2 separate regions of the Homo sapiens genome follow, and region 1 is linked to region 2. The links are chromatin loops, found by intact Hi-C in ENCODE. Cell type or tissue: PC-9. All regions are shown on one strand. Each heading gives the region's core, and the rest is flanking DNA. Links, peaks and the distances in the headings are about the cores only. Region 1 has its middle 3.7 kb from the start of EXOSC2. Region 2 overlaps HMCN2 (hemicentin 2).

Evidence for each region. Hi-C counts contacts between places; a loop is a spot of excess contacts. Peaks named below come from ENCODE experiments on the same cell type or tissue, not always from the same donor. Only the 100,000 strongest peaks of a DNase experiment are listed, where the experiment ranks them.
Region 1: it touches region 2 in a loop (15-fold over the local background); 2 of 110 quality-filtered maps call a loop at or near these places.

The regions. Positions count from the first base shown.
Region 1 is chr9:130,687,366-130,692,731 of GRCh38, reverse strand. No RefSeq gene overlaps it. Among named protein-coding and RNA genes, the nearest start is that of EXOSC2, 3.7 kb to the left of the region's middle. In PC-9, for the core only: no CTCF peak of the experiment used is centred there; a DNase peak (open chromatin) is centred at 2,571; H3K4me3 peaks cover 1,631 bases; H3K27ac peaks cover 872 bases.
Region 2 is chr9:130,349,968-130,355,333 of GRCh38, reverse strand. HMCN2 (hemicentin 2) reads right to left here. Exons shown (of 98, transcript NM_001291815.2): 30 at 3,757-3,911; 31 at 2,129-2,407; 32 at 290-571. Among named protein-coding and RNA genes, the nearest start is that of HMCN2, 87 kb to the right of the region's middle. In PC-9, for the core only: no CTCF peak of the experiment used is centred there; a DNase peak (open chromatin) is centred at 3,103; H3K4me3 peaks cover 381 bases; H3K27ac peaks cover 1,964 bases.

The DNA.
Region 1 (5,366 bases), core at 255-5,254, 340 kb before region 2:
ACAGCATTTCTTCCACTTAAGCAAGTCTCACGACCACACTTAAGAAAGCCAGCCCTGCCAGGCAGTCGATGACATGAATGCTAGTGCCCCGAGGCCCTGGGTAAGCGGGCTGCCAGACCCTCGCCCTCTGCCGTGCCTGGAGGAAGGCACTAGAGCCCAGCCCCTCGGTCCAGTCCTGCCGCGGCCATAAGAGGGCGATGGTGTCCTCTGAGCTCGCGTAGCCCGGCAGCCGGGGAGCCAGGCCCAGCGAGCGGCCCTAGGCGGAGCGAGAGTGTAGGCCTGACACCATCCAAGTTCTTCCCGGGAGGGAGAGACGTCGCCTTTACCCCGCGCATTCTCACAGCGTTCACAAGGTTGGCATTGTGGATACCAGTTTATGGAGGAGGAAATCGAGGCCCCAAAAGGAATGGAATTCACATTAGCAGATGGCTGCAAAGCCGATGTGTGTTCCAACTGCACGCGATTTACCCCAGAGCCTGCACCCTTTACCAGAAATAGCCCGAGTGCTTCGGCTGGTCCTTTGCTGAGTGCTTTACAAATACTATGTTATGTATTCCTCACTTTCAGCCCATCTTCGAGATAGGCATTGCTATCCCTGATGATCACTTGGGGCCACCGAGCCCCCCAAACAGACCCGTAACTGGGACTAGAATCCAAAACGACAGGGACTCCCCCTCTCCCATCCCCAGTGCTCCTCTTTCTGCATCATCACACGCACCTTTTTTTATTTTTATTTTTTTCGAGACAGAGTCTTTGTCACCCAGGCTGGAGTACAATGACACGATTATGGCTTACTGCAGCCTCGTCCTCCTGGGCTCAGGTAATCCTACCACCTCAGCCTCTTGAATAGCTTGGACTACAGGCACATGCCACCAGGCTCGGCTAATTTTTTGTATTTGTCTTGTGAAGACAGGGTTTCACCGTGTTGCCCAACCTGATCTCGAACTCCTAAACTCAAGTGATCCGCCCACCTTGGCCTCCCAAAGTGCTGGGATTACAGGCATGAGCCACCAAGCCCGGCCACACTTACCCCTTTACGACCAGTAGACAAGTGGGTACCCGGAGACGAAGCAGCACATCCCAGGGGGCTTGTAAAAAGTATAGATTCCTTAGGCATTGAGGCTGTAAACCCCGAATATCTGAGACAGGTCTCAGTTAATTTAGAAAGTTTATTTCACCAAGATTGAGGATGTGCCTGTGGCACAAGCTCAGGAGGTCCTGACAACCTGTGCCCAAGGTGGTCGGAGCGCAGTTTGGTTTTATACATTTTGGGGAGACATGAGGCATCAATCAACATATGTGAGATGAATATTGGTTCGGTCTGGAAAGGCTGGACAACTCGAAGCTGGGAAGGGGCTTCCTGGTGATAGGTAGATAAGAAACAAATGGTTGAGGCCAGGCGCGGTGGCTCACGCCTGTAATCCCAGCACTTTGGGAGGCCGAGGTGGGCGGATCACGAGGTCAGGAGATCGAGACTACCCTGGCTAACACGGTGAAACCCCGTCTCTACTAAAAATACAAAAAAAAAAAAAAAAAAAAAATTAGCCGGGTATGGTGGCTGGTGCCTGTAGTCCCAGTTACTCGGGAGGCTGAGGCAGGAGAATGGCTTCAACCCGGGACGCGGAGTTTGCAGTGAGCCGAGATCGCACCGCTGTACTCCAGCCTGGGCGACAGAGTGAGACTCCGTCTCAAAAAAAAAAAAAAAAAAAAAGAAAGAAAAAAGAAACAAATGGTTGCATTTTTTGTATTTTTAGTTTCTGATTAGCGTCTCCAAAGGAGGCAATCAGGTATGCATTTATCTCAGTGAGCAGAGGGGTGACTTTGAATAGAACGGGAGGCAGGTTTGCCCTAAGCAGTTCCCAGCTTGACTTACTTTTCCCTTTAGCTTAGTGATTTTGGGGCCCCAAGATTTATTTGCCTTTCACAAGGCTCTGCAAAGGTAAGGTCCAGAAGTCTGTGCGTGTTTTAACTCCCTATGTAATTTCAATGGCGGAAAAGGTCTAAGATTCACTGATGCCACACATCTGTGCATCTCCGCAGCCACTGCCCCAGGCTGATCAACGGCATCTCTTACCAGGGAGATAACCTCCTAGCTTGTCTTCCTAATTCTACTTTTGTCCTTCCTATCATCCAATCTCCGCACAGCAGCCAGAGAGAGCTTTAAAAACAGATTAAATCACTTCTCTGCTTCCAGCACTTCTTGACTCCTGCCTGTCTCTGACCTCACGCTCGTCCTAACCCACTGCGTTACTCACTATGCTGCAGCCGGACTGTTAACGGTGGAGGGTGCCCAGCTTCTCGGCGTCTTGGACAAAACATACAGACAAAACAAGGAAAGAATAAAGCAACAAAAGCAGAGATTTATTGAAAACGAAAGTACACTCTACAGGGCAAGAACAGCTCAAGCAAAGAAACTCAACAGGCTCCTTACAGAAGTTTCTGGGGTTTAAATACCCTCTAAAGGTTTCCCATTGGTTATTTGGTGTACGCCCTGTGTAAATGAAGGAGTGGCCCGTGATCAGTCTGATTGGTTGTGGAAAGTGGCCAATCAGAGGCTGAAGTTAAAAGTTACACCCTACGCCAATGTCTGATTGGCTGTGGAAAGTTATCAATCAGAGGCTGAAGTGAAGTTACAAAGTTATACTCCCATGCAAATGAAGACTTGGCCACCTACCAGCCTGACTGGTAGTGGGAAGGGAGCAATCAGAGGTACTTTCAGTTTTTCATCTGCACACAGAAAAGCTGGGATTGCAAAGGGAGTAGCCTCTGGTCCTTTGGTTACTTGGACGTGGAAAGTTGGGGTTTTCCTTTTGATTTAGTTCTAGAAAGTCAGTGTGAATCAGCCTTATGTTCCCTGCCTCCAGACCCTATTCTCCTGCCTCAAGACTAGCTGGCTTCCCCTCGGTTCCACAGCACCAAGCTTCTCATCACTCCAGGGCCCTTCACTCTGGTCTCTTTCTGCATGAATTCTCTTCTCCCAGGCTTTTGTGTGGCTGGCTCCTTCTCCTCACTCATGGCTTGCTCAAACATCACCTCCTCAGAGAAGACTTCCCTGATCACCTTATCTGGAATAACTTTCCAGTCCTTTTTTTTAATCCCTTGATCCTGTTTTACTTCTTGTCACTGATTTTTCTTTTTCTTTTCTTTTCTTTCTTTTTTGAGAGAGAGACTTGGTCTTGTCACCCAGGCTGGAGTGCAATGGCGCGATCTCAGCTCACTGCAACCTCTGCCTCCTGGGTTAAAGAGATTCTCCTGCCTCAGCCTCCGGAGTAGCTGGGATTACAGGAACCCATCACCACGCCCAGCTAATTTTTGTATTTTTAGGAAATACGGGGTTTCACCATGTTGGCCAGGCTTGTTTCAATCTCCTGACCTGAAGTGATCTGCCCACCTTGGCCTCCCACAGTGCTGGGATTACAGGTGTGAGCCACCATGCCTGGGCTTCAATTTTCTTTCTTTTTTTTTTTTTTTTTGTTCATTGATTGCAGTCTCCCCCCACTAGAACATGCATTGCTGAAAACAGGGACTTTATCTATTCTGTTCATCATATATCAATGCTTAGATCCAGGCCTGGCACACAGGGCAGCCATAAAATATTTGTTGAAAAAAATACAATATATTTACAAAATACAGATTTGCTTGTCTGCTCATCGCCTGTCTTCCCACAGGATATGAGCCCCACCAATACCCAGACTGTCCATTTGGTTCACTGCCCATTTCGTATATATGCTTGATATATAGTAGGCCCTTGTATTAAGCATGCATTTGCTCTTTTTTTTTTTTTTTTTTTTTTTTTTGAGACGGAATCCTGCTCTGTCGCCCAGGCTAGAGTGCAATAGTGTGGTCTCTGCTCACTGCAACCTCTGCCTCCTGGGCTCAAGCGATTCTCCTCTTGAACCTACTGCAGCCTCCTGAGTAGCTGGGATTTTAGGCACCTGCCACCACGCCTGGCTAATTTCTGTATTTTTAGTAGAGACGGGGTTTCACCATGTTGGCCAGGCTGTTCTCGAACTCCTAACCTGGTGATCCACCCGCCTCGGCCTCCCAAAGTGCTGGGATTACAGGTATGAGCCACTGTGCCCAGAGCCTTTGCTTTTCTGTACTCAGATGCTTTGAGATCTTGGGGACTTGCTCTTCCCAGAGGGACTGCCCCAACCAGGGTTAACTGGTTCCTGGAGATAGTGAAGAACTCACCCAGGAGGTCCCTTGCAAATGCATGCCACCCAATCCAGAGCCCACACCCACAAACACCTCCTTTATTAGGCTCTCTTACTCAGGGCCAGTATCCAACTGCCCTGATCATCCCAAGGCCAGACACCAGACAGCTAGGGAAAGCCCTTATATAAACCCCAGCACCTACTGCAGTTATTCAAACCAACCAATCCTAAGGCTGCTTACCTTGCCTCACCCATTCCTTCCCATGGAAACCACAATAAAGGCTCTTGCTCATGTTTACCCCTCCTTCCCTCTGCCTCCTGACCAACCCGGTGCTTTCCTGTGCGGCTCTGCATGGCGCACCCTGCCTCTTGTTTCTAGAACAAAGATTTCCATGTTGGCATACCATGTCAGATTTCAGGACCCTTGAAACAGCTCTCTGCTGGGCGCAGTGGCTCACGTCTGTAATCCCAGCTCTGTAGGAGGCTGGGTGGGTGGATCACTTGAGGTCAGGAGTTCAAGACCAGCCTGGCCAACATGGTGAAACACTATCTCTACTAAAAATACAAAAATTAGCCGGGCATGGTGGCAGGTGCCTGTAATCTCAGCTACTCAAGGGGCTGAGACAGGAGAATTGCTTGAACCTGGGAGGTGGAGGTTGCAGTGAGCCGAGATTGTGCCATTCCACTCAAGCCTGGTTGACAGAGTGAGACTCCATTAAAACAAACAAACAAACAACAACAACAACAACAAATCTCTCAGTAAATCTCTGTTGAATTGATGAATAAACTTTTTCAGCAGGCATTTGCTGGGCACCAGCTATGTGCTGTGGGACCACAGAGCTGGATCATTTGAGGCCCCAGTCATCAAAGTGCTAAGATGTTCAAAGATGGGGAAGGGAGAGGGAGGACAGACAGAAAAGCTTGCCTGACAGAGGAAGCATTTGAATGAGCCTTGAAATGAGGGAACCATGGACCCTGAGGAGTTGGGGTGGGGAACAGGTGAACTCCAGGTGAAAGTAACTGGCAAGGAAATTCTGAAAAACATGAAAACAGAGGCAGCAGGGACTCTCTAGCCCAAAACTCTTGGTTCAATCCTCATCTACCTACTGGGTTCACCTCGTGTTCCATTGAAATAGTAAAATGGTAAAAATAACTGCATAAACCTTTTTTTTTTTTTTTTTTTGAGACAGAGTCTCGCTGGAGTACAAT
Region 2 (5,366 bases), core at 202-5,201:
ATTCCATTGGCAGAAGGCAGAACGAGGTCCTCTGTCCTGGGTGACCCAGCCCAGGGTCCTGGGCACAGTCAGGGACCCTTGATCCTGGGGCTCCACCCTGCCCACTCCTAGCCCTGCCGGCCCCACAGCCCAGGCCTCAGCGTCCTCATCTGTGTCATGCAATGTGGGGACACTGGTTACTTCTCCCCACCCTCCCTCCACTCCAGGAGCTCTCTCGGGACAAGCACGCAGCAGGCCTGGGCAGACGTCCACAGCCCAGGCAGCTCTGAGTGGGGTGGGCCGGGCTCACCCTGAACCTCCACGGAGTACTGCAGGACGGCTTCCCCGGCAGGACTGCTGGCCACACAGCTGTACAGGCCACTGGATGCCTCCCCCGGGCTCTCCAGCCTCAGCACACTCCCGTCTGTCTCCAGCCGCGACTCGTTGCTCTCTGCCACGGGCAGCCCCTCGTGGTGCCAGGAGAGGGTGGGGGACGGGTGGCCTCTGGCCACGCACTCCAGCGCCACAGGCCTCCCAGCCACAGCCTTCACCACGTATGGTCTTCCACCGGCGCCCTCGATGGTAGGTGGGACTGGAAAAGAGGCAGGGGGCGGCTTGGGGACCACAGCTGGACGCTAGCCTGCTCTCATCTCAGCCCAACAGGCCCGCTGAAGCCCCTCACCGACCCCACTCCATGTGAAACACTTCCTTCCCTCACCTCCAGTGGCTGAACCCCTTGCTCAGACCCCGGGGCAGCATTCTCACCCTCCTCAGCCCCTGGGCGCGCCACCCCACCCCTGGGTGCTGACTGTTGCCTCTCCATCCCCGCTGCTACCCCGGCAAGCCCAGCATGAGTGGAAAGACGGCCGGCCTACTTGCATCCCCAGTGCCTATACACAGCAGGTCCAGTGTCTGCTGGACTCAAATAAGACCCCCAGGGCCGGGACAGAGCTCTGCTCCTGGAAGTCCCCTCCCTCCCTGGTCTCAGGAGGCAGAAGACTGGGGCAGACCTGAGCCCAGATGGCTTGGATTGGGGGGCTCCTAACTTAGCCAGCGATGGCCAAGGGGACCAGATGTTAACTATGCTTGGAGCCCATGGTGGCCACGCCAAAGGGGAAATTTCTCTCCTACCCTCAAGGAGACCCTCAAGTTGCTGAGCTGATGAAGCCATTACCAGGGCACAAGGGGCAACCGTGGCCTGGGAGATGCTTCTTAACCTTATTTGGGTGTAAGACGCTTTGAAAATTTAATGAAAACATACACATACACATTTTCTATTTCATTTCCTGGGGGACCTCGGGTCCCAAAATAAGACTCCCTGAGCTAGCGGCGGGGCCATCTTCAGAGGCTGCCGTGGAGCCCATGCAGCTCAGCTGCCCTTTGAGGTTCCAGTACCCAAGCCCTTTGCATCTTTGGAAGCCAGAGCTCCCAAAGTGACTCCCCACGGGGGGCCAGGCTGACCCCTATCAGCTTGCACGCTGCCCTCTCACACTTCACCGGGGCCCTGCTCAGACCCATCCAGAGCCACCGACACCCTTTCCTCTGAGTTCTCCTTCAAAAGTCCCCAGAGCCAAGCCCCTCAGGGCTGAGCTGATGCTGAGGTTCACAGCATGAGGTCTGGAGTCAGATCTGCCCGCGTAAGGACCGGGTTCCACCACCTCCTAGGGGTGTGAACCTGGGGAAACCTCTCTGCTCCAGAGCTTCACTGCGACCATCTGTAACTGGGGACATGAGAGCTCAAGTCCCTTTGCCAGCTGATCAAATGAGCTGATGCTGCAAAGTGCCCCTCTGGTCTAGCTTACAGAAGTGATGAGCTGAGGGCAGTTAATTATTGTGGTGGTCACAGGGTTCTGGGCATGGTTTAGTGAAAAGCCCCACACCATGAGGGGAGACCTGGATTCTACACTTAGCTCCGCCATGGCCTCCTAGACAGGCCCTTCCACTCCTGGCCTCAGTTTCCTTACAGGTATGAGGGAAGTCACATAAGCTGGGAGGACCCTTCTCCCTAGATAATGTCTTGGTCCCATTATCCTTTTGCCTCTGACCACTCCAAGTGGCCACCTAGCCTTCCTTTGGAGACAGGCAGGGGCCACCATGGCTGAGTCCCTCCCACTGCCCACCCCGGCTGCCGTGGCCCCTGGCTGCTCACCATAAACATCCAGCCTGGTGGCCTTCTCTGCGGCCCCCACAGCATTGCTGGCCTTGCAGGTGTAGACGCCGGCATCGGAGCTCTGGGCCCTCCCCAGCTGCAACTGCCGACCGCCCCTAGTGTAGACCACCTTGGTGCTGGTGGGGAGCAGGGCCCCGTCCTTGAACCAGGTGATGTTTGGGGTGGGCACTCCTCGAGCCTCACACAGGAGCTGCACTAGGTGGTCCTCCATGACGGCCACCTCGCCTGTCTCGTTGGAGCCCCAGATAGTGGGGGGCGCTGAGAAGGAAAGAGGTGGGGCTGGTCACAGGCAGCCGCTGAGGCCTCTGGCATCTTCCCCAGGGCAGCAGACTCATGCCTTTGGGCCACAAGACACACCACAGGCTTCCATTGCGGGGGCAGGGAAGGCATGGTGGACAAGGAGGGGAGGGGTCTGGGGACAGATGGGAGAGGCCAGCATGGGGACATGCTGGTGTGGAAGGTGCAGGAGGTGGGGGCGGGGCCACAGGCTTGGATTCTGGGCCCTGCTCTGCTCTAACATACTGGAAGACCAGGGGTGAGCCACTTCCCCTCTCTGGGCCTCAGTCTCCCCATCTGTGAAATGAGAGGCTGGACTAGATGAGGACTTCACACAGGGCTGGTCACTCACCACCGATGCTACCCAGGACAATGCTAGGGGCACATGGGCACAGCATGAAATAACTGCATCTCAGAATGGAATGGTTACGCCCCTCCCAAATCTCCTTCTATCCGGGTTACAGCAAGGAAAGGCTCCGTTTGGTGCTACTATGCATGTCCCTAACCTTTCTAGCACTTTCTACTCTCCGCTTTTTAGCACAGAGAGTGCAGATGCAGGCTGGGTGCCCTCTGCGGAGTCCACGCCTCGAGAATTTACAACATTGCTCTATGGGGTGTGTTTGTTTTTTCAGCTTCCTTAGCCAAGCGAAACTGGTTTTCTGCTTACAGTTTCGATATTAAATATCCTTTATAAGAATAAGGGATATTTAAATAAATGTGTTTCAGTGTAAGGAAGTGTGACTCATTTAAAGAAAAGTAAATCATAATTCCAAGTGGTATCAGAAGTAGTAAATTTGGGCCAGGTACAGTGACTCACGCCTGTAATCCCAGCACTTTGGGAGGCCAAGGCAGGAGGATCACTTGAGGTCAGGAGTTCAAGGCCAGCCTGGCCAACATGGTGAAACCCCACCTCTACTAAAAATACAAAAATGAACTGGGTGTGGTGGTGGGCACCTGTAATCCCAGCTACTCGGGAGGCTGAGGCAAGAGAATCACTTGAATCTGGGAGGGGGAGGTTGCAGTGAGCCAAGATGGTGCCACTGCGCTCCAGCCTAGGCAACAGAGAGAGAATTCATCTCAAAAAAAAAACATAAGTAGTAAATTTTTAGAGCTGGGATGGAAACCACGGATTTGGAAAATGCTGGGCCAGATAACCTCTATCCCCTGACCCTGACCCCAACCCCGACCCCAGCCCCCAGCTTTCTTGGACTCAGGGATCACTCACCAGGTCCCCCATTTCAGCCCTCACTCTCCCTCTAAGGCAGCGGGCAGCTGGGTGGGAAGCTTCCTGAGTAGCCTGTGGCGGGGTCCCAGAAGGCGTGGGGGCTCACCATGAACTCGGAGCTGGAAGTCCCTGGCCTGCTGACCAGCTGGGCTGAAGGCCACGCACTGGTATCGTCCCTCATCCCCCACGTGACTGCCGGTGATCCTGAGAACCTGGCCATCCTCCTGGACCTGCAGGTGAGGGCCTCCCGGAAGGACAGGCCTGGAGAGACGGGCAAGGGAAAAGCGCCAGTAAGGCCGAGGGGCTGGATGGGACACGCTGCACACAGGGAGTGTGTGGCTTGTAAAAAGCGAGGCTGGGCCATTCATTAGCGCCAAGAGGTGGGAGCAATGCAAAGGCCCAGTAAGCGAGGAATGGATCAACAACGTGTGGTCCGTCCATGCCACGGAACATTATTCAGCCACAAAAATGAAGGCAATTCTGACACTTGCCACAGTATGGATGAACCTGGAAAATATGCCGAGTGGAAGAAGCCAGACACAAAAGGCCACACACTCTATGATGCCAGTGATGTGAAGTACCCAGAACAGGCACGTCCATAGAGAAGGAAAGCAGGCTTGTGGTTGCCAGGGGCTGGGGAGAAGGGGACAGCGACTGGCTGCTGATGGGTCCAGGGTGTCCTTTTGGGGTGATGGAATGTCAGGAACTAAATAGAAGTGAAAGTTGCCCCATGCTGCAAATGTACTAAATGCCACTACACTGCACACCTTTTTTTTTCCTTGAGACTGAGTCTTGCTCTATTGCCCAGGCTGGAGTGCAGTAGTACGATGGCTCACTGCAACCTCCACCTCCCGGGCTCAAGTGATTCTCCTGCCTCGGCCTCCCAAGTAGCGGAGACTACAGGAGACTACAGACTACCGCCACCATGCCCGTATATATATATATATATTTTTGTATTTTTAGTAGAGACGAGGTTTCACCGTGTTAGCCAGGATGGTCTCGATCTCCTGACCTCGTGATCTGCCCACCTCAGCCTCCCAAAGTGCTGGGATTACAGGCGTGAGCCACTGCACCTGGCCCACTGTACACTTTAAAATGGCTAATTGTATGTTACGTGGACTTTTTTTTGGACGGAGTCTTGCTCTGTCACCCAGGCTGGAGTGCAGTGGCTTGATCTCAGCTCACTGCAACCTCCACCTCCTAGGTTCAAGTGATTCTCTTGCCTCAGCCTCCCAAGCAGCTGGGATTACAGGCGCCTGCCACCATGCCTGGCTATTTCTTTTTTTTTTTTTTTTGTATTTTTTTGTATTTTTAGCAGAGACAGGGTCTCGCTGTGTTGGGCAGGCTGATAGCTCCTGACCTCAGGTGATCTGGCCGCCTTGGCCTCCCAAAATGCTGGGATTACAGGCGTGAGCCACCACACCCAGCCCATTATGTGAATTTTACTTAGAGAAAAAGTGAGTTTAAAAAAAGAGGCTGGGCACGGTGGCTCATGCCTGTAATCTCAGCACTTTGGGAGGCCAAGGCAGGAGGATTGCTTGAAGCCAGGTGTTCAAGACCAGCCTGGGCAACAAAGCAGGACCCCATCTGTACAAACATTTTTTAAAAAATTAGCCGTTGTTGGTAGCGCACACCTGTGGTCCCAGCTATTTAGGAGGCTGAAGTGGGATGATCTCTTGAGCCCAAGAAGCCCAGGAGTTTGAGGCTGCAGTGAGC